3 separate regions of the Homo sapiens genome follow, and all the other regions are linked to region 1. A link is a loop called in an ENCODE intact Hi-C map of the cell type or tissue named here. Cell type or tissue: heart right ventricle. All regions are shown on one strand.

Region 1 (8,000 bases):
CCTAAACTCTTCATCTCTCCCTCCCACACTGAGAGGGTTAAAAGCACTGGTGTGACAGGCCACTTTCATTCACCCCAAAACCTGGCTGAGGAGGCAGAAAGAAGTGAATGATTCTCTCAGCAACAGGAAACTCTGTTATTTCAGTATTCTTAAAGATCTCCTCCCTAGATCTCCTTGCTGCCTTATAAGGGAAAAAAAAAAGTTTCCTTTCTAACTAACAGAAAGTTTATTGATTTCTAAATAGAATGCCAGTGCTTCAGCTCACTGGATTTTTCAAAACCCAGTTGTATATTTGAAATAAGCAACGCTACCACATTTGAGCCTTTCACTACGGATCTCCAGAGAGGAGCTTGACATCTCAAGTATCTAATATTGTTTTTCTTTTAACCTTTTCCTTCCTAAAGAAATTGCAGCGACAGGTTGCAAATCCTGGGCAGTTTCATGAAAGATTTCTTGGAACTTAACAAAGCTGTCATTTCCAATACACTCGATGCCTTTTTTTTTTTTTTTTTTTTTTTTTGGCTCTTGCATGTGGTTTGCAAGAAGGTTCAACTATTCTACACACCCTGGCTGCATCACCAATATCAATATTTAAAAACTAAATGCAAAAGAGACAGATGACCTCCTGACCCCAGAAAGCAGGCCTGCAAAACTGCAAGTATCTACTGCACCATGCCCTGGGATCTTTCCTTTTTCCAAATGAACCACAAAAATCATACATGTGTAGTCTGGAAAACACAAATTTATATCCACAAGGAGGAACACCAAAAATCCACTCATAAATGCATATATAAACAATCAAGAAGTATTGAAAGTGCCTGTACTTGATGAGAATTGCAAAATCAATTTTACCAGCTCAGGTAATCAAATTACCCAGCTCTTAAACTACTACTGAGTACTACTACTACTGTCTACTACTCTTAAACAAAAAACAAAATCATACCCAGCCCTTAACGTACTACTGTCAAATTAGGGTAGTAATTTTTTCCCCACCAGAGAATTCACAACTGGTTAGTTTCCCCACCCCCATTGCTAGCCCTTTGCACTGAAATGAATAAATAACCTTGGACCTTTTTCTCCTCCTCTGGGAGCTATTTGGTGTCCCCTGAGGACAAAAGTAAATGAGAAAAATGACGCTGTTAATAATGTCACTGCCGAAATGCCTCTACTCCACTGTTTAAAAAAAAAAAAAAAGCATCCCACTAAGTGTGTCTACATTTCTAGCATATTTACAAGTTATAATACAGTTCTGATCTCAACACCAACTGAGCCAGATTCCTCCACTAAGGTTATCCGGTTTTCACTTCTCAACAGAGATGAGGCCAGTGCATCAACAGAGATTCCCAACACTGTAAGACACTTGCTTCACAGATTACAAAGTCAGCAGTTGCCCTGTAACTTTTGCATGATGTATTTTAAACTTTGAAAATAGAGGTAATAGTTGCCTCACTTATCCACAATGTTACAAAGGTTCCATATACTCTCTCACACAGTGTCTCTTGTCTGCTGATATTGAGAGAGTTGCAGTTATTGCTCTTTTTCAAAATAGCTGACCTATAAAGTAAAACTATATGACCATTTTATTTCTACAGGTAAACTGGCTTCTATTACCCATATACACATGCCTTGTAACATAGGAAAACAGATGGGTTTTTAAGACAGGTATAGAAAGCTCTGTCCAAAATGGCTAAGTAGTCTTTACATTCTGTATTAAGTATAAAAAGTGCATGGCAGAGCAACTCAAACTTTCTGCACCCCTTTCTCTCATTTCTTCTTTGAAAACTGCATAACAATGCATAACAACAAAATTTCAAAGTCAAAGCAATGCATAACAACAGAATTGTGCATTTTAATTTTCAAATTAAAATTTAAGAAACAATTTTGTAATTACAAAGAAAAAACACAAACAATTGGGCCTAAACAAAATATATGTTCAGTAAACTTTATCTCTGAGTGTATCTGAAATTTTAACTACACAAGCCAATAAATTTCAAAGCAGTAATATTATCAAATTGTGTAATGTCAAAAACTCCAAAAACAAAGTTACAGATGTTCATGACATCACATTCACTCAAAATTATGCTGCTGTTCAGTCTGACCATATTAAAATTAAAGGGATGCCTATGTCTGCTAAAGAATAAAAATTTATTTTGGACCTCAAACAATGAAACCGTCACCATTTCTTGTATGGAACACTCAGCTAATCAATTTCCTATTAAAATAGCTTTCAACAATACTTGGCTTTAAAATTCATCAGGGCCAGTAAAAACGTTTTCCCAGTGCACAAGAATGCAGTCCCAACCACCGATGATAATTACTGTTCTAATAATTTTATTGCCAAAGTACTTTTTCCTGTGTTCCTCATCACTTAGGCAGGAATCTGTAGTATATTGCGTCAGTGAGTTGGAGTGCTTGACCTTTGCCCACATATGATTTAATAGGGACTTTTCAGCGCTAGAGCTTTCTCCATCTCTCATACCATTAAATGAAAACATCAAACCTCAAATGTAAAACTGGAAACCACAACGTTTTGTGTTTCACAAACTCTTTGCAGTTTTTACTTAGGATGCTTAAAGGTCAGTTTCTTTGCCTCACAATGCTTTTCTTCATATTGTAAATACACTGGAAAGTCACACTAATTCTGATTTTGATTAAATCTTGAACTCCTCAGTCATATACACACATACACCCTGCTTATTTACACGTGCATTCTTTTCTAACCACATAAGCATGCGTGTGTTACTTTCTGGACTTATTCCATTTTAGGGCTGATTTAAATGTCTGTTCAAGTGTGGGATCAAAAGTTAACTTTTTCCCGCCTATTGGAAGTTAAAGTTACAAGGATGGTGCTATAAGATCCGTTCAAAGAAAGTCAGAGTTAATCTTGTGTATTTTGGCGCCTTTTCCCTGCCAGCTACTGTACTTGGGGGGTGGGGGAAAAATACTTAGAGATCTTGTCTGTCCTGTCTCAAGTTCAGTGGCAGTTCTTCCAACCCGAGCAGAAGATGGCCATGTTCACAGCCCTAATAATAATTCTGATCACGCCACTTCAGCATCTTGTGTCAAAGTCGAAACTGGCTTCCCCGCCCCCTTCAATCTGAAAGCTGCCAAGTCCTCACACACTTCACATTCAACCACAACTTAATGGATGGGATATTGTGCATTAAAATGTGTCTCAGACGTATTGGGGAAAAGAAGACAAGGAGAACGAGAGATAGAGACACACATAGGAAGAGGAAAAAAATCGGCAGCAAAAATAGCGGGGTTGGGGGGAAACTATTAACAGGAGTGGAAAGAAATCCATCAAAATCGGTTTTAAAAAGTTGGTGGGGGGTGCGGAAGAAAGGCTAACAATAGGATGCCACAAATTCAGGGATGAGGGGATGGGGGTTAGGACTAAACTTTAGAATGAATACTGACTTTAAACATTCCAACACACCAATCAGAGTTAAATAGTACTTCTTTCACTTAAAAATGTATTTTTAAATGAGAATATCTGTGAATTAAAATGGAGAAAAGAATGCTTCAAGAGGAGAGAATGGCCTACAAGGTAGAACTAAAGTATCATTTGAACAGTAATTTTTTTCCACCACTGAGGGGAGAGGGGCATAAAGCAGAGAGTTAAAGCAGAACAAAATGCTAGATTCTGCACCGTTTGGACCACAATGTTACTCACTGATTCCCGTCATAAGAGTGTGTCACATGTACTAAAGTTGCCAACGCTAAATAATAATGCATATTTGCAAATTAGTTCTGCAAATGCAGCACTATAGCCCACAACCTGTAAAACAAAAATGACATTTAGGAAAGGGGTAAAACAGCCACTTTGCAATCCACAAACAGGAAAAGAAAAACTGTGCCAGGGATAGGAGGGGGTGCAAAGAACGAATAAAAGAAGCAAACAAAACCCATCAGTTCAAAGCCACATACCATCGCACTGTATTGCATTAAATAAAAGAGATCTTGAGTCTGTAACAGAACCCTGGGCCGCTGACTTGACGTGTCTCAGGTACAGATTTGTGGATTTTCTCAGGGGTTGTTTTGGTGTCGCTTTTTGTGTTTAGTTAAAAAAAAAAAAAAAAAAAAAAAAAAGCAATCCGGGAGTAGTCTTATGTATTTTTTAATTGTAATTTCTGCACTGCCACAGTTCTTGGCCCGAGAAGAAAAGGCGGTCAAAGTCAAGTCTAAAAGCAGGCAGCCCTTCAGTCTGTCTGGATTTCCAGCTTTCTTTCCTCTCCCTTGCAGAAGGCTGTTTCTCGTGCTTGACTTGAACGCCGTCCAGGATGGTGTGTGTGTGTGCGCCCGCGTGTGCGTGTGTGCATGTATGTGTGTGTGTGGTGGGTTTTATTGTTGTTTTAGCGGGGCTGCTCCAGGAGTGGGGCTGCGCCGGTCAGATGCAGCCGGCACGGCCCCGGGGTCGCGCGATCGCCCCTTCCCCGCCCTCGGATTGGCCTGGCCCGCGGCGGGGCTGCCCCGGAACCGCCACCCAGCAGCGCACCCTTCCGCGCCCGGCCCGCGCTCCTCCTGCAGTCGCCTCCCTGGCTTTCTCTTTCTCCGGCTCGCGGCCCGCCCCGCCCCACCCTACCACGGCCGGCCTGGGCGCGCGGGAAGCGCGGCTCTTCGCTTCCGCCTGGCGGCGGGAAGGAAACCGAAAGGAGGAGCCGGGGGCGGGCGCGCCGCGATGCATATTCATCAGGGCGCCCGGGACCCGGGAGGCGGGAGCGGGCCCGAGTGGGTGTGGCGGCCTGCGCCGCGCGGCGCCCCTCTCGAGCGTGGGTGGGTGCGTGGGTAGCGGTGGGGCTCTGGTCTTTGTGCGGCCGCATGGGGCCGGAGAGCGGCGAGGGCGTGACCGTCTCGGGGGCTGCTGCCCAGGCTCCGCGCGCCTTTGTGCTTCCCGACCGTGTGTCTGCGGCGCGCCGCGGGCAAGGGGCCCCTCGCCGGCCTTCTGGAGCAGGAACCCGGCCGAAAACGCCGCGGAAAGACTCTAAAACAACAATAATGATAAAGAATAAGGAATTGCTGTTACTTCCTCACTTCCCGCCACGTTGCTGGCTTCAACTTCGCCAGGCCACGTTTGTTTCCGTGTAGGAGGACTCCCGAAATGTTCCTGGCTGCGCAGCGTTATCATTAAAGCAAAAGGACCAGAAAGAGCGCACTTTGACTTATATTGATAGGTAGTCACGCGAATATCAAAAAAATAGATCAGTAATTTAGAAGTGGGTGAAACAACCAACACCAAAGAGATAATACAACCCCGGAGTTCCCAGAAGTAAACACTCTAGAGGAGATTGGATAGTGAGTTAATGTTCATAAAGCAAGCAGTTTTGATCAGCATTTTGGAAACAAATATATGTAGGGGGATTTTTTTTTTCTTAGTTTTTGAGTAATGCAATTCTTTTCATGTTAAGTATCTGTAGTTATGTCGGGAAATAATGTTTAACAGTTTAAATTGTTATACAAGTATTAAAAGTAAAAATATAACACTAGCCCTAACATTTACTTAGTAGTAACCCACATACATTTAGAAAAGATTTTATTACAGAGATCCTGACTAATTATGTAATTGCACAACAGACGACGATAGCTTCAGGTATTCTCTAAAAACCCTGTTGAATTATGTGATTACCAGTGAGACTAGAATAGCTCCCGATGAATTATTCTTATCTCTCTACTAAATGTGAGCACGTCAGTATTTTAATCTCAATTATGTTTACCCTCAAAGTCCTAGAGAACTTAAACGACATTGTTCGGGTTCATACCTCCTACAACACGCAGTATTTTTTTTTAAAAAAAGGCATGGCCTTATTACCAAAAAAAAGTTTTTTCCCCTTGTATACACATCATACATACGTTTGGCTGTGTGTGAATAATATACATAGCTATTTTCAGTGATAATAAGTGCAAAACTAAAAGTGGGATTGGCCCAATTAGACTTTAGAAAATGCCCAACTTTAAAATAATTTGTCTAACTGCAAGTTTAACAGTTCCCAATTTCTCCTCCAAAAAAATTAGCATATACAGCTTGGAGAAGGGGAATGAATGACTGGGAGGGAGGGGATACACACATGTAGCTATCTCCACACTCAGCTATAACTTCCCAAGGAAAATTAATTTTTAATGTTTATCTTGCTCCAAGTTATTGTAACCACTTAGCGAGTATAGCTATAACTCAGTCTCCCCACTCAGTTCAAGTGGGTAACAAACAGATCTGTTTTCATTCTAGGATTTCCAAATAGTAGTTTCATGGTCAAGTAAATCACATTTAGTACTAAGGAAACAAATATAAAATATAAAGATTCTATGCAGCTAAATAAAAAATTTATTTAGAGTGAGAGGATAACACTTGACCAACAGAAGAATGATGGATATAGAAATAAGTAACATGTAAGTAACACTTGCATGGGCAGTGTTATCAAATACTAAAACTTTTATGTAAGTGTGCAACAGAAAGTCTTCTCTGTTATTATTTGAAGTCCGCAGCAGAATTACCAATCCCTCCCAATGTCATTACATGCAAAGGAGAAAGGACATTATAGAGAGAATCTAGATTTGTTTAGGAAATATTTTGAGACACAAAATAGGAAAAGGAATAGGGAAAGAAAGAGAAAAGTATTTCCTCCATTCTCATGATGACTTGGAGGAATCCAGAGTTTGTATCACCTGTCAAAGAATTTCTATCTAAGCATTTTATTTAGTCATAAAATGTACCATTGTGTGTCATGTTCAGGCTTTCATATATTATCTTTTTTTATTTGGATGTCTGTTTCTTTTGACATGTGAAGCTTATAATGATACTTATTCCTATATCCAGCATTCTTCTGTTGGTCAAATATGTACACATATTATCATTAGATGATACCTAAGGTTTATAAAATAGGGAGACTGATTTTCAAGCATGTCTTAGAGAAATTGGTCTTGCTAATTTTTAGTTACCTCAACGTGTTGTTGCTTCTAAATTTTTTAATTGGTAAATAGTTATGGTCTTTTAATCTACAACGTCGCCTGCTTTTCTGGTTTTTATATTTTGCAATGTAAATAAATATGCAAAAAACTGAGAAGTGTTTTGAAATAGATGCTCCTTTTTAAATGAAAATTATCTTGGTTGAAAGCCTTTCTAAGAATATAATTAAGGTCCAGTATCTTTTTATATTAATCTTTTGTTATAAATTATAAATAATTATTCATTTTTTAAAAATAGCACTGTCCAACACTAGTTAAGCATTTTGGGCCTCTGGCACATCTAACTGAGTGATTCCAGTGTTTTTAAATGACATTTTTTTCTGCCTTAAGTTGCAGGCACAATTCATTCCATAGAACTTACCAGAAGCTTCACAAATACACTTGCAGTTAAGATTTTTCTGCTTCTTCCTAAAGCCAATTAACTGGTAATGCAGTTTCTGTATGTTGTCTTCAAATTAAGAATTTTAAAAATGTACTAGCAACATCTGTGTATATTTATCTTTGAGAATAATCACTATATAATTATTTCTAAAAGGCTTGCATTATTACAATGCTTTATATCATAATTGAAGTAATTCCTCTACCCCATCTAAACCAGTAATTTTGAGTCATTACCCCAAAGGTGTTTATTTTGTCTTACTTTTCTATTTCTCAAAAATAGAGAAAGTGTGTTTTAATTTCTATGATTTTTATATTATTAAAGGGTACACACTGGTTTATTAGATTTTTATATTTAGTCCATTATTATACCAGAATTTGTGCAAATTTAAAGTATGTAATAAAGATAGTGGCATATTTAGGATGCAATACTAAATAAAACATATACCATCTTTTAAAACAATTGGATATTGAAAAATAATATTTTTAGAATTTAAAAAATACATAATGTATTTTTGAATATGAACATATAAACACATTCTTTTAAAACAATTGGATAACTATTTTTAGAATTTAAAATGCATATTGTATTTTTAATATAAATTTGGAAAGATTCATATTTTTTATTGCCTCAGGCAATAGTTTTAAATATTTCCTAATTA
Region 2 (8,000 bases), 460 kb before region 1:
CAAGTGATACATACTATGGTTACACACCCTTTATCACACACCTTTTTTTCCTGGTGTTAAGAGTTCCATCATTTTTTTTAAATTCTATTTGTTTATTCACATCTCTAATTAAACCTCTTTTCATCTACCAAACTTTTTGAAATATGCCCCTTAATCGCTTTTGAACACGATTAAGCTCATTAGATAATTTATCATTTCTCTTTTAATGGATATAATCCTATTTGAATTTTCCACTCGACTGCTCCAGTCTATATTTAATACATTGCTCTTTTGAGTTTCACTTTTGTTACCTGGGAATTTCTCTTTGCAAATTTTCTTTCCTTCACATCTGTATTAGATCCTGGTTCTGGTATATTTGTCTTTCTCGATTTACTCTTATCTTACTAGAAAACATCTTCCAGCAACTTGCTGAAAAAAAGTGCATTGGAATGAAAATTTTTGAGACCTCACATATCTGAGAATGCCTTTTGTCATTACATTAGACTTGTAATTGTTATGAGTAGAAGATTATGGATTGAAGATCACTTCCTTCAAAATTTCAAAGGCACCATTGTTATCTACTTTTCAACAAAGTTGTTGGGAAGCCAACTGCCATTCTCACAGTATCCTGAAAACCTGATCCATTTTATGTTTGAATCCTTTTTTTCGATTTTCTATTCTTGGAAGATTTTTTAAGCTTGTTTTTATTGTGAATGTCTTGGTGTCAGTACTCAGTGGGCCCCATTCATTTGAAGATATTTGTCCTTTGGTTCTCTTGTTTTGTTTCTTTGCTCATTTTTCTCTTACTTCTCTGCTTATTTTTTCATAATTTCTACTAGATCTATCCTCTAATTTCCTTATTCTCAGTCTCTTTTTGTCCGTCTATTTGTTTTATTTCTGAATAACATTATTATCCAAAGTTTAGTGATTTTTAAAATTTTAAGCTATTATATTTTTAATTCCTAAAAGTTCCAACTCATTCTCAGATTATCCTTTTTAAAAATACCGTGTTCCAGAGTTCAGATATCTCCTAGTTTTCTCAAAGATAAACTATGTATTTCTTTTTAAAATTTTTTCTTATGTTTGGAGATTTTTAAGAGATGGAGTTAGAAAGTTCCTTATTTCGAAATTTTGAAACCAGATGTCTTGAATCTGATTTTAAGAAATTTTACCTTAATTACAAATGGTTCCCAATCATTGTTCACTAATATAGTCACCTAAAAAGCTCAAGGACATCATTGGGCCTTATCTCAGATGTATCAAATCAGAAATCTCATAGGGGAAGATCCCGAAATCCGTTTTGTTTTGTTTGTGTCCCAGATGACTACAAGGCCAAGTTGGCAAATTGCTACATGGATATTTTGTTGTGTTCTTAACCCTTCTCATGTGATAGTGACTAAACCTTTTTATCTGTTTCTCACAGCAATATTCCCTCCAGACTAGCTTGTTCGCAATTTGGAACAGAAGGGAAGGATTGCAGGGATGTCAAAGGTCTATTGCATCACTTTGTTATTGAATGTACCCATGAAACTGCACGTCTCCTTTGCCTTACATTCTATTTGCCATAGGCCAGAAGTAAAGGTCTTCATCTAGTATGACTACATTTTATTTTTCTTTGTCCAGCGTCATCCAGTGCCACTCTTTTCCCTTTTATCCATAACGTTCCTTTGCACACGAATGAATATATATTCTGTATTCCAACCACAGCGATCGCCCTGCCTTCATTCTACCATAACGCATGGTATCATGTCTCCTTGTCTTTCCACATACTGCAACAATAAATAGATTACTATTCCTTGTGCTGCATCTTTCTAAAAAGTCCAGAATAATATGTGGGATAGATTAGGTGAAGGAGCTTCAATGTACATGGACCCCGTTTTCTGTTTGTTATATCCCCTCAACCCACACACACAGATCTCCAGCTTTGTTCATTCGGTTCTAATATGACACTCCCCAAAAATGTCCGCCTCTTTATCACAGTCACCTGGAGTTACAGCCGTTAAGAAAAACATGCTTGAAATCAATGTTTCTTATGAGAGACTAACGCTAATAAAACTGTACAACAACCAATTTTATTCTCTCCCCAGCCTTGCAACTGCTGGGGAAATTAAGACATTATAGTTATTAGTCTGATCTCGAAACTCCGTTATAAATAAAATGTGACAGCAGATTTAATTGTTGAGAATCAGATCCTTAGTTCCTTAGAACAATACTCTACCAGGAAATTTGCTGGAAAAACTAAGTGCTTTTATGGCAAATAGATCTGTCCTGCCTCCTTCTCATTGCAAACAGAGTCGAGTATGCATGTAACCTATTGTCAGCCCCTCACCCACTCACCAGGCAAAATTCCAGGGACATGAAGTCAAAGTTGTCATCCTATGATACACAACTGAATTACACTTTCCTTTGCCACACATAAAAGGGGGCAAAGGTGGAAAATAGGCTGGGCTTAGAAATAAAAAAGGACACTGTCATTTTGTAGGGAATTTGAGTTAAAATAGGGTCAAAATGAAATGACACTTTCAACGACCAATTCAGAGTCAATGAAAATACCAGATAGTGTTTGCAAAGCCACGGCCTCTTGAAAAGCATTCTAAGGAAATTGCTTAAAGTGTCTATATGTGCATAATTGTTTATTCTCAGAACTATGGGCCAGTTCTCTCTGAGCACATACTCAAATCACAGCACACAGTAACATATAGGCCTGGGGGCAGTCAAAAACAAAACATGCAGTTCTCTTTGTAGGTCAAATTCCAAAGCTAAGAACTTTGGGAATATGTCTAAATGTTCCCCCCCTTGAGAATAGAGGCCTTAGGAGGACATGGTCATATAACCTAGGGGTCATTTACAGAAATACCCCAGGACCCTGTAGGAGTTAAAAAGACCACCTAAGAGAGCCTTGAAGATGAAGTTTCCCATAAATGGGGGATTAATGAATTTGGAAGACAATGAAGTGCAAAGAGATGAGTCAACCTTTGAGCCATAACTTGAATAAAGGGGTAAACAATTATTAGGAAGTGAGCTCCAGATTGTTTGTCCACTTGGGTTCACCATCTCTGGTGCAGATGTGGCCCCTTCCCTAATGTGATTACTAACAGGTAATCCAGCACCAGGCAAGTGTGAGTTTCTGACAATTTGCAGAATTCTTACCAAGCAGGAACTAGAAATCACATGGGAATTTGAGTGAGACCTGGCTATTGAGGACCTAAATAAATCCTTATGGAATCAAATCAATAATATATATATGCGTATCTAAATTTTCATATTAATAATTAATTTGCCTATATTTGCAAATTGTATAACATAAGAAGCTATAAAATGTATATAAAAATTAGTGTTTATAACATTTGTAACACTGTCCCATTTAATCCTCACTTCCATGTAGTTCCATTTTACAGATGGGAAAGTTGAGGCCCAGGAAAGGTTAAAAGGAATGATCTGAGATCCCGTAGCTGAGACCTGAGATTCCAAATAAGTTTTTAATCTCAAAATCAAAGTGGTTTTTTTAATCAAGGAAGAAAAATTCTATTTGAACCAATTCTAAGTTTTTCCATGCTTTTTATTACTTATACCTTCACCTCACATCTTTTCACATGAAAATAATTTAACTATTTAAATAATTTAAGTATTTAGGGCTAAGGGAGACCATCCACATTCCCAAATATCACACTACTAACACTGTGTTAGAGCCATCTGCAAAAAAATGGCCAATGTTATGAACTGAGTCTTCATCTTTTACTGAATGTCAAGTGTTAAATTCCGTGAGAAGCGGCATCTTACAGAATGCACAGCATTTTCAGCATTTCCCCATTATGGATTCCAAGTCTCTGCATTAATGCAAACATAGGGTCTGATATCCTTTAATATTAAATCCCCACTCTAGCCATCTCTAACAGAAAGTGGCCTTTGGGTGCCTGCCTGAAATAAATGGGGCTGGACAGGCACATTGGTCTTTTCTGGCACCCCAGAAACCAGAGATATTCCTCCCACAGTGATTTTGTGTGCAGCACTGAGTGCATGAATCTTGGATGTTGTTTCAAAAGGAACCATGAGCCATTTATTCTTAGCCTGAAATTGGCAGGCTTTACATTTTGGAGAATTTTTAATAGGACTAGCAGAGGAACCAACATTAGGGATTATTTTCTCAGTGTGGGGTTAGATGTGTAATGCATATGTTTGCCCTGAGGACCCCAAGCCACATACTGTAAAACTCTGTTAAAATGCCTTTCTCTGCAACTATTAACATTTTCCTGTGCACATTGTTCATTTATAATAGTCCCAGCCAAAAGTTTAGAAAGCTATGTTCCCCCATAGACCATTATTTTTATGCTAATTAATTAGCAAAACCAATATCTCAGCTATGAGATTCCAAGCTCTAGCTACTCAGTTTGGCTGAAATCTGTTTTTCTAATTATTGACTACTTTCTGCTACTTTAAGTCCGCCACCTAAGTTCTTGGACAGAGCTAGCTTCTGGGAGCAGGGGATGTCTCCAATGGCAACACAGTTCCACACTGAGTGGTGGAGTGGGAGGGAGGGATTGCAGCTGTTGGAGTCACTGTGGATTTGGGAGGAAGTAAGAGGAAGAAAGAGAGGAGATTTGTAGGACAGACTTAAAAAGGAAAAGACTAAGATCTTTTGACAAAATTTCAGTGAGGTGCAATTCTCTAAAGTTGCTAATACACTTCAACACTCTTAAAGGGAACATAGTATTAAAAACATATACAACAAGGAGATAATGAGTTAGACTCATCTGGAAAATAATTCTGTGTATATATTCTTGTGTTCTTAGGCTCTTGATTCTTTGATTTTATTTCTGAATTCCTGGAGCTGACTATATTTTTATTTCCAATTTGACAGGAATTTAGGCAGATTGTTTTCTCATTATTTCCCATATTTACAATTTACATTGCCTGTCTGATTGCTTACATTTGGGCATACAGATATACAGATATGAATATACACACATATAAATAGATACAAATAGATATAATCTCTCATGGATTTTCTATCTGATTATGATGGTTTTTATAAGGGTAAGAGGGAACAGAGCAGCTACTAATACTCTGAGCATAAACCATGCCTCATGGGCTATGTGTTCCATCTCATTCTAACTTTATAACAACCAAAGAAGAAAGAGTGATTATCCCTAGGTAACAGATGAGAATAATGAAGACTAGAGAGGTTACATATGTGACTAAGGTCCTAGTATGTGGTAGAGATAAGACTTGAATACAGATTTGTCTAGAAGAACACTGAGGCTCTTTCTCCTAAAACATGTTTCTTGGAAAAAGACTTGCACAACACGTGTATGCCTGCAGTTTGTTCTTAAAAGGAAAGTTCTCCTTTTAATTCCTTATTATGAACATTTACTTTTAACTCCTAAGACCACTCTCTGAGTGTGTACAAATGTATCATTGTCATAAGACATTTTTACACCTGTCAAATGGGAAAGGTCATTTCTTAAGAGCAGCCAGCTGTAAGTCAGGGGTTTTAAAATTAAAGAAGGAATTATGGGGCGTGACAGGCAATAAAGAAGGGGATTGTGTGGGAGAAACAAAACAGTTTGAAAAAGAAGAATCAGAGACCAAAGTTATATTTGGGGGATAGGAGGCAGGGTTGGTGTTTGGTGGTTTGTTTCTTTTTTTGCTAAGGGCAATTTTTCTCAGGAATCTATCCCACCCTTCAATATTTGGTGCCTTTCTAGGCACACATTAAGATCAGCGATTCCCTAAGTTCACAATATAGCGCTACAGCAACTAATTCTCCAATAATCTGATAATTTACTCTGTTAGTAATAATAACCAGCAAGGACTAAAGAGCTTAACTCCTTATTTTCCTCACTTCCAGATGATTTCCTTAGCTTTCAATAGAACCTTGAATGCTTTTGTCAGGAAAAATAATTCAACTGGCACCCCTTGAGGAATCGTGGAGGAAATTTTGCCATCATTTGCATTTTGAGTATTTCCCGAATTTTAATTATCCGTGATTGAACCACTAGTATGATTTCACCATCTTATATTACAGGTTTAGTATGATATACTATTTTTTATATTGACCCCTACTTTTACTGATATAGTTTTGGTTCTATTTGTTTTTTAGATGATAGCTGAGTGGTTTATTGAATTGTCTCAGCTTGGAGGAGTAAAAACATGTTATTGTTTTATTTTTCTCGAATCATTGCCCCTGGTACTATGTCAAATCTCTCTAACCCCTGAAAAAAGTATTGAATCCCGTCTTGGGCAGATTTCAAAAATCTCTCAGGGGCTTTTGGTTATTAAAGTTGCAATTGTCCATTTTCAGTTTTTAGTTATGAGCCAGTATAAAATTTCTTTCTCTACTCCATTGAAACATATATATTCAACCACTGCAGCCCAGGTTACTGGCATCAGACTTGAAGAAGGAGAGGGCAAAATTGACTCTTACTCTTTTCCCTAATCCTTGACCTTGGAATGCAGGCTATCTTATCTGTTCCATCCTCCTCTCTACATTTTTAAGGCCCCATTCTGTAGACATCCTCTTGGAGTTAACAGTCTCTGTTCTCTGGTAGCTGTGAGTCTTTTTGTGCGGGCACCAAGCAACTCTAGGCTCAATCTCTTCCAAATATCTCCAGTTCTGTTCCCCATCAAAACACCATATGACGCCTGTAATCCCAGCACTTTGGGAGGCCGAGGCAGGCGGATCACGAGGTCAGGAGATCAAGACCATCCTGGCTAACACAGTGAAACCCCGTCTCTACTAAAAAATACAAAAAATTAGCCAGGCGTGGTGGCGGGTGCCTGTAGTCCCAGTTACTCAGGAGGCTGAGGGGGAGAATGGCGTGAACCTGGCAGGCGGAGGTTGCAGTGAGCCGAGATCGCGCCACTGCACTCCAGCCTAGGCAACAGAGCGAGACTCCATCTCAAAAAACAGAAACAAAAACAAAAACAAAAACAAAAAAAACATATGACATCCTTTATTTTAACACTTCAGTGGTTTTTAGTATATTCACTCTATTGTATAGTCATCACCACTATATGTTTTAAAAGAAAGTTTTATATCACAACTACAAACATTTTTTTAAAACGCATCATTTGCCCTAATTAGAAGGTAATAGAAGAAAATTACAATGAAAACAAAACTGTGTTATTCATTCTTTGTTACTAAATAGTGCTGCCCATTGAAGTCTTTGGGCTTGAGATATATTCTTATTGCTAAGGAGAGATGTCATTGAGGGCTACATTGATATTGAGCAAGTGAGATTTTCTCCATTCTTATGAATCATCAAAAAGATTAAAGGTGAAAAAATGTTTTTCAAACGTGATTTCATAATTGAATTACTCAATGTCAAGTCCACTTAAAAATCACCAAAGACATGTGTTGTACACTTGAGGAAAACATTGTGTTGGGTATTTCCTGCTGTGTTTAGAGATGGCCCTCCTTTTTCCAGGATCCCTATGCTTTCCTCATTTTCCTTAGCCCTTTTCATGTTTGGATCTCTACAGTTACACCATTCTAGCCATAGCAAATGGCACGTGGGGAATAATTAAGGAACCCAGCCAACAAACAGAACTGAGGCCCCAGACATAGGGCCCCAGTTGAGTTGTCCCAGCATTTCCAGCCATTCCCACCACCCCAGCCAAGATCCAGTAATTACGGAGCAGAGGCGAGTGACCAATTTCACCATTCCTTAATTATCGACCCACAAACTTGTAAGTATAGTAAAATGGTTATTGCTTCTTGGCACTGGATTTGGGGATGATTTATTATACAAAATTAGATACCAAAACCAAAAATTCATAGGGTGACTATTTACCCATGTTTTCCCAGAACAGTCCCAGTATACACCTGTCGTCCCAACATAATTATGATTAGTGCTGGTTTCATTCACCCTTTAAGGCATCCCAGTTTGGATGACAGTTATATGTTCACTCTTCTAATATGCCATGTTCTGTACTCAAATTATGGTCTTGCCAAATGTCTAGTCTTCTAGTATCTTAAAGTTTGCATAACAGAGAGCCGAATGTTGCTTGCTTCTGAATTT
Region 3 (8,000 bases), 550 kb before region 1:
TGAAACTCTTCTAAAAAATCTTGCCAGCTCTTTAACACAACACGCTTAAATAGAAGTGAGCTGGCTAAAAAGCTGCCTCCAGAGAGGCAATTTGGAAACATCTGAGGGTCAAAGACAGGTAGCAACCATCGAGAAAAGCCTTTATAGAGTGGTAGAGGAGAGCTTTCTCTGCCTAGAAGACATATTGCTCTCACCCAAATCCAGGTTGGTCTATAAAAGCTCTTCCCTGGCAGCTGCAGCTGGCATTTTGAAAATCACATTATATAGGAGGCATTTTTTTAGAGGGCCTTTTGCAATGCACATTAGCAAAATGTATTTCCGTACTTCCGTGAATTTCTGAATTAGCAGATTACACTAATGACAGCCATAGCAACAGAACTACAGTTAATGAAGAAACTCTAATTGAGAAAGAAGAAGCTCTGTACTTCAAGAAATTGCGGCCACAAATACTGTAAACTTTCTGAAATTAATACACGGAAATAAACCAACATGAATGGACATGAGCAAAGCGGCCAAAGAAGCAAACACTGCTGGACTAACTGGACAAAAAAATAAAATTAGTAGTATAATAAATTATGATTCCTTAGGAGAGAGTGGTGGTTACAAGCATGTATATATACACATATATGTATATATAAGCATGTATATATACACTATATATGTACATATACTATATATACATAAGCACATATAATTCATGTATATATGTAGTATATACATGCTTACGTATACAGAGTATATGTACCTAACGGTACATGTACATATATATATTTGTGCTTGTGTTAACACATAAAATATGTTATAAACTTTACTTCCATGTATTTACAGCCATAATCCTTGTGTTCTTTTATTATTAAGGTTATAAGTAAAAGGCATTATGCTAATAAATTAAGGAGACTCATTCCACCGGATTCTATTGTAATATCTCTGCTTAAAGTATTTTGGTGGCTTCCAGTGGCACTTAAAATAAAATTCAGCCTGATTCAATAGCCTACAAAGTCTGCAGGATCTGACTCTTGCATCTTCCCCAACCTCAAGTCAGCCACTCTTTGCTTTGATCACGACACTGCAATCATCCTTATCTTCCACAAGTGCCCCAAACACTCAAACCCCATTCTTGCTTTGGGGCTTTGCTATGTGCTGTATACTCTAGCAGCTGAGAGTTCTCTTCCCTCTGCTGTTATCATGGCTGGCTCATGCCTCAACTTAAGTATAAACTCCTCACAGAGACCTCTTCAATTCTCCATATTTAAACTGATTTTCTCCAACCCCTCCACCACTATGTCCTCCCAGAAGTAAATTTTATTTCATTATGGAACTCATCACAAATTGTGCTTTTTTTTCTGTTTATTGTTGTTTAATAGCATATGGCCTGTCTCTCTCACTAGGTCGAAAACTGCATAAGGGTCGGGCAAAAATCTGTCTTGTTCACCATTTGATGTCCCACACCTAGCACGGTGTCTGGTTCACATTACCTGCTTGCGTCTGCTGGCAAAGCCGCCAAAGGGATGTGCCAAGGCAAACCTTAGTGATAATTAATTATTTGTTGGGAGGTACAATCTCTGGGCAACAAGGCTGAGAGGGGAAAAAAAGTGAAATAAGGAAAAAGGAGACACAAATATAAGGTCATAGTCAGGGCTGTCAATTACCAAGCTGGCTGTAGCTTCCCAAGAGACACAGTCTGTTGCTCAGCTATAAAGGATATGTTCAGATGAGCTAAACAGAGTCCCTGCACCTTAGAATGGTGGATTGGAGAAAACAAAAGAAAGGAGTTTATATCCTCTTTTCTCTCATTGATCAAAGTTCTCCAGTAGGAAGGTACCTACCCAGCCCCTGGTACTCTCAATCCCCGTACTTCAGGGAAGCCACTAGGGAAGCCAGATGGCAGACCCTGTGTTAGAATGCTTTATTATTGTTACTATTTTTGAAGGCAGTCTCTCCCTCTGTTGCCCAGGCTAGAGTGCAGTGGCACAATCTTGGGTCACCGCAACCTCCATCTCCCAGGTTCAAGGGATTCTCCTGTCCCAGCCTCCCAAGTAGCTGGGATTATAGGCATGTGCCACCACACCCAGCTAATTTTGGTATTTTTAGTAGAGATGGGGTTTCACCACATTGGCCAGGCTGGTCTCGAACTCCTGACCTCAAATGATCCCCCCACCGTGGCCTCCCCAAGTCCTGGGATTATAGGTGTGAGCCACCGTGCCCAGCCTAGAATGCTTTATTTAAGTTGCAAAGTGGTAAGAGGAAGAGGAGGCTTATGAATTTTGTTAAGTTGAGCCTGAGTTCCAGGTTTGTGTGGCTTCTACCGCAAAGGGTATGATGGACATAGTGTCGGAGCTGAGCACTCGCCAGGGAAGACTGAGAAAGTGGGTGTTCCCCAGAGATAGTCATGGCAGCTGCTGCCGTGGCAGTACTAGTAAGAGCCAGAACTCTCCATAACCAAGTGGCCGAGGGCCTAGGACAGAAATAAGGCCAAGGAAATGGGAGAAGGTTCTTCCATCTGATTTGGTGCTCAGTCAGTGTTTGTCAAATGAATAATAGCAGAATGGATAAATATAATGCTAGAAGCAGGCCAACTTAGTAAATGGATCCACTTAAAACCTGAATGGTTTGAACATTTCTTGTCTGGAAAGAAACCACTCTTGAATCTTACCATTTTAAACATGCAATATGACTTACCACTTCTGGACTTTCAGTAGAACGGAGTCTATTCATTATCTCCCAGCTCAGCCCTTTATTTCATTTCTGGCCACATGCACCAACAGCCTCATCCACCTTTCTGGTACATCTCTGCCCACTCCTCATCAGTTACAAAGTCATTTGCTTTGGTCTGGTCCATCTTTCTGTATCTCAGCAGATCAATCAGCAACTATTTACTGGGTGTCTAGTGTGGACAAGCAGCATAGGAGGAGTCATTGACTAAGAGTTATGGCAGCTGGATTCAAATCTTATCTAAGCTCCAGCTTCACGGAAGGGAAGCCTAGCTTAGCCACCGCATATCTCAGCATTGGACCAATGGGAAAGGGAAGGAATTTTGAGAACATGTACTAATCTGGCTGATGCTCAAAGAAGACCACCAGCAGCTCATAAGTTTCAAATGGCATAAAAATCTGGGGCTCAAATTGAGTTGCAGTGATATCTAAATGAGAGAGTGGATGAAGAACCACATATTTGAAGTGCAAGATGAGGGAGGACAATTCTGTAGTTGACATGTTTTGTCACTTCCTTTGGTTTGGGAAAAAGATTTAAGCCCTGAAGCTTATAGTATATGAAGCTGATGCCAGCCATCAAATAGAAGGGCCTGGTAGAGAGGAGAACGGAACTACAGTTTATTGAACATCTGGTGTGTGGTAGGCAACGAACATACAATTACTCAAATTAAGTCTATCCTCACCAACACTTTATATAGAGGTTTTATCATTTCTGTTTTACAGATGAGCAAATGGAGACTCAGTAAGGTTATGCCACTCCCCCAATTAAAGGCAATAACATTCGCTTGACTCTAAATTTTATGATTTCTTGCCATATCAATCAAACTTATAGAGAGACAAATACTGGGGCGGGGAGGGGCAGAATTTCATATTTCTAATCTGACAGGCTGGAGACCAGGGTAGGAGTCCATTCCCAACAGGGTTTAGGGGCTGAACTCACTCCAGCCCCCTCATTGCATATCACTGGACAAAACATTCCACCCTCTGTGCTTCTATTTTGTCTATATAATTGAGGTACAATTAGTTTCAGAGTGTGCCTAGGATTTGTCTTTCTGTCTCATTTACTGTACTGCTGTGTGAACTAAACAAACAAAATAAAAACCTTATAAGTCCCATATCCACAAGGAAGTTACAATCCTGTTAGAGAAAAGAAGAATACTCATGAAATTATTAGCAACACCAGATAGAACGCAGCTCCTCTTGGTGTGCATTATGTATATGTGCGTGCAATACAGATACGACAGAAGATACCAGAGGTGTCATCATTTTAGAAGGTGAAAAGGAAAGCAGGAATCTGATTCCGTGTAGAATGAGGGATGTGGGGAAAGAATGAATAAGGGAAAAAACAGGCAGGATCTAAGACAACTGTTGTCTTTCTTCAAGACCATTGGAATGGCTTCCATAGTCCTGTTAGTATAGACCAAATGTTTGGTCTAAGAACTCCCCTCTCTACCGTCCCCCCTCCTACCAAATACACACAGGTGCTTACGCGCGCGCGCGCACACACACACACACACACACAAAGATAAACTATAACTTTCCCCAAAAAATTGCAGTCACTTTCCATTTGACTTCTAGTGCTATTTGTTGGAATTTTAGAAAGGCACATTCTCTTTCCCATCTCACAATTTTGTGCCCTGTTAATAAAATACAGCTAGTCTACTTGTTTTCCGTACTCAAAGATGTTTGCTGGAAAGGAAGGGAAGGAGAATACTAAAAATAGAAAATGTAAAACTGTTGAATTTTTTTGAAAGTTGGGGAATCATGTATTCAGGATTCCATTTTCTCTTCTATTGATTTCAAGCAAAAGTAATCCAAACCAAAAACGTGTGTCAAAGGGATGGCATGCATGTGTAGAGACAAATAGCTTAGTCTAAAATGGAGTAATAAATAATAGCATTCATTGTTGAGCAGACTAGACTTAAAATTATATGCAGAGTTTCTGCATAAGCTACTTTTTCATTCAAAAACTTTTCTATGTATTAACATTTTTGGACTCTGAGCACTTTTATCTTGGTCTTATCCCAAAAATAAAGTTTTCATAAGTTGAACATAATGTCTTCAGGTGCTTTTGAGCTAAGCAAGGATAATTTTAAAAATCACATTTCTACCTTTATAACAATTAAAGAGAACATTTTGTGTATGGATAACTCCAAGCCATACAAAGTATAAAGCTGAAACTTTCCGTGTGTCTAATTCTCAAGGAAAGTAGATCTCTTGGATAATTTCAATCCTTTTTCTTAAAGATAATAAAGTTATGAATGTAGCCCAAAAGCCTCAGGCCTCATCAACCTGTGTATACAAATGTTTTAACATTAAAATGTAAACCTGATTTTTTCTATTTAAAAAATATTTACAAAACATTTAAAACTGCAACAAACATTTTAAAAAAACAAGAATAAAGAACTCATTGCCTAGAGAGAACAAGCATTCAAATTGTGCCATATTTGCTTCAGAAATGTTTTGGGGGGAAAATGAAATGCATGGAGTCGAATCACAGCGTGTGCCTTCACAGTTTCCCCTTTCTCAGAGGAGATCTTCTTGGGGGTAACTACCATCCCAAGGCAACTTGTGTTCTTCCCCATCCCTGTTTTTAAAAAATGCCACCATAGATATGTATATGCATCCAAAAAATATATTCCAATGTTTCATGTATTTTAAAACATATATATAAGTGGCGGCATATTGTACTTATCCTTTTGCAATCTGCTTTTTTCACTCAACATTTTGTTTTTGAGAATTATTCATGTTGATGCAGAGAGGAAGTTAAACATTATTTCAAACAGTGAAAACATCCCAGCTCACAGAGGAAGTCTTGAAAAGTCCACATGGCATTTTGTGGATGTCCCCAGGAGTGTCTTGCACATGCTCAGGAGTCCCCATGCTGTGTGGGGCTGCCTGAGTGTCAGGTTCCTCAGCCACCCTTTCCTCAGCTGCTGACTCAAGATTCTGCTGTCTTCTAGACTGCTAGAGCCAGGACCTGTGGATCCAGATGTCCTCACTGCTGCCACTCTTGGGGCCAGCCAAGCCTCCATGCTGCCCTTACCCTCACTCCAACAGACAGATATTCACCAACGTCTCCAGGCATCAATGTCCCTCATACTTGTGGGCCCCCAACAAACAGTAGTTGGCCAGAAAATGAGAAAGAGCTCCCATACTTTGGTGTAACTGTTCAGGGGCCTGTACCTGGGTGCTTCTGTTAGGTGTTTCACAATTTGAGTGAGCTCTCTTAGGTCACACACAGAGAAAGGGAACGTTGACAGCTCTACATCAGCAGGCACATCACCTCCTGACTGAATCAGACTGGGTTCCAGGCCCAAGCTCCAACTGTAAAGATGTCTCCTCATTCTCCTCCAGCCCTCTGGCTGGGCTTCTGAGTGAGCCTTTATTCTCTCAAAGACCAGCTGATTTCTTCCTGAAATAAATGGTTTGCATCTTTCCAGGCTCATCCTTGATGAAGAGGTGGGGTTCATATATTTTATTTTCTTTTTACTCCCATGTTTGACTTCTAATATAATGCAAGTAGATGCTTGGGCAAGTAAGACAGAGAAAGGGGGAAAGTGCCACTCAATTCCACTCACCAGAAAAAATTAAACTTAGCTTTGGCTCAGCTAGGACCCCAAATACATCAAGACAGGTATTTGAGGTGAGAGGTTTTTTGTGTCTGGGCTAGGTAACCAAAGAAATGAATTACAGAAATGTAACCTATGATGACCTCATTTTTTGGAGGTCTGTGTGGCAAGCAAAAACACTGGGAGCCAGTCTCTCTAAATCGTTGCTGAAAAATTATTCTGAAAATAGTAGAATGATTTATCCAAGCCCCATGTGATTCCTTTCATAGACTGTTTTATTCCTAGGTTGAATATAAACTTATTGTCATACAAACACTATTTCAGAGTTCATACTTAAGGGTGTTTTTATATTTATCATCCACATTGTTCATGCATATTCTTTATTCATTAACATCATAAACATCTATAGAATGCTTACTATGTGCAAAGCTCCAAGCTACACACTCATTACAACATTAATCTTGGTCTATCTATCTTGGATTGAGATCTTCTATTAATACGTTACTCCCCTAGTAACTTGGGGCTTTCCTAGGCAGGGGTTGTGTCTTATTCATCTGTATATGAAACTTTAATTCAAATTATGGGTCTATCATTTGCTGTGTTAGCTGCGGTGCATTCACATATAACAGACCTCAGTTATGTGAAATTAATATAGTGATATTTAATGTAAAAAATTAGAGTGAGGATTGAATTTATTATAATCTATGTGGAAAAACAAAATCAGTACCTAGTGAGTATCAGTTTCTTTTCTGGGTCTGTAGCACTTTAAGCAAGGCTTTGAAGGAGAGTAAAGAGATAATAAATGTTTTCTGAATGAAATCATACAATACAATTCAAGAAACCCCGGTAACAACCACATGGAAAAACACACAAAGCTTAGAAAATGCTTTTTAGAGCTTCATGTCAGCCCCAGTTAATTTCCTCACTAATGAAACTCCGCCTGCTTGTTTCTGAAAGACAGAGGATGCACTGAGACCCTCAACCTTTGTATTTGCTAATCTGTACATCGTAAGTACTTAGCACGGAATTGACTCAGTGTCTACATCAGGGCAGCACAAACCAGCATGGGGCTGTGGCTGACTTTGATTTGGAATCCTAAGTGAGCCCCCTCAGCAGGATGCCTGAGCTCACATCACCTGCCCTTGTCAATCATTTTGCCTTTCCCTCCAATTCTATTTCAGATGAGACTCCCAAGGAAACACGGGAAATCATGCCATCCTCAGAGGCTGGGAAAGTTCAGTCCCATCCGAAACCCAAATGGGCCTAAGAGCTTCTAGTTTTAAAAATAATTTTAAAGCTCTTGATACTTTTGTCTCTAAAGATGTATTTTACAGTGGGATGGCCACATATACGCAAATTAGCTTACTATAAAATGGTCTTTATTTTTAACAGTAGATTTAATTTACTGTGTAACCCAGGGGAGTCCAGAACAGGAAAAGGCCCAAAGCAACAGAGAAAACAAAGCATTGACAATGTGCGAAGCTGTCATTTCTCTGAGCTCAGGCTGTGACAATCATCTGTTCAACACACTTGTTCATGACCTCTTAAGACCCTTCTAAACATCATGACACTTCTCAACACACACATATCAACGGCTATCAAAATAATAAACCGGTAAGGAAGCATAGCCAGGGAAGGCAAGTGACACGGGGTGCAGAGTGGCCCATTTTGCTAGGCAGTTTTTCACAGGGTCACTGAAGGCCACACTGGTTGCTCT

The links. Peaks named below come from ENCODE experiments on the same cell type or tissue, not always from the same donor. Only the 100,000 strongest peaks of a DNase experiment are listed, where the experiment ranks them.
Region 2: it touches region 1 in a loop (3-fold over the local background); 4 of 110 quality-filtered maps call a loop at or near these places.
Region 3: a loop joins it to region 1, with 2.0 times the contacts of the local background. A loop is called at or near these places in 2 of 110 quality-filtered maps.

What each region holds. Positions count from the first base shown.
Region 1 is chr9:14,318,011-14,326,010 of GRCh38, forward strand. All of the region lies in intron 1 of NFIB-AS1 (NFIB antisense RNA 1), which reads left to right. It also overlaps a transcript of NFIB not described here. Among named protein-coding and RNA genes, the nearest start is that of NFIB-AS1, 4.9 kb to the left of the region's middle. RefSeq lists a silencer at 4,234-4,893. In heart right ventricle, CTCF peaks have their summits at 4,634 (motif pointing left) and 4,834; DNase peaks (open chromatin) are centred at 3,051 and 4,451; H3K4me3 peaks cover 6,417 bases; H3K27ac peaks cover 8,000 bases.
Region 2 is chr9:13,858,810-13,866,809 of GRCh38, forward strand. The region is part of intron 7 of LOC101929507 (a long non-coding RNA gene); the gene reads right to left. Among named protein-coding and RNA genes, the nearest start is that of LINC00583, 65 kb to the right of the region's middle. In heart right ventricle, no CTCF peak of the experiment used is centred here; a DNase peak (open chromatin) is centred at 4,492; H3K27ac peaks cover 3,694 bases.
Region 3 is chr9:13,771,548-13,779,547 of GRCh38, forward strand. No RefSeq gene overlaps it. Among named protein-coding and RNA genes, the nearest start is that of LINC00583, 150 kb to the right of the region's middle. In heart right ventricle, no CTCF peak of the experiment used is centred here; no DNase peak of the experiment used is centred here.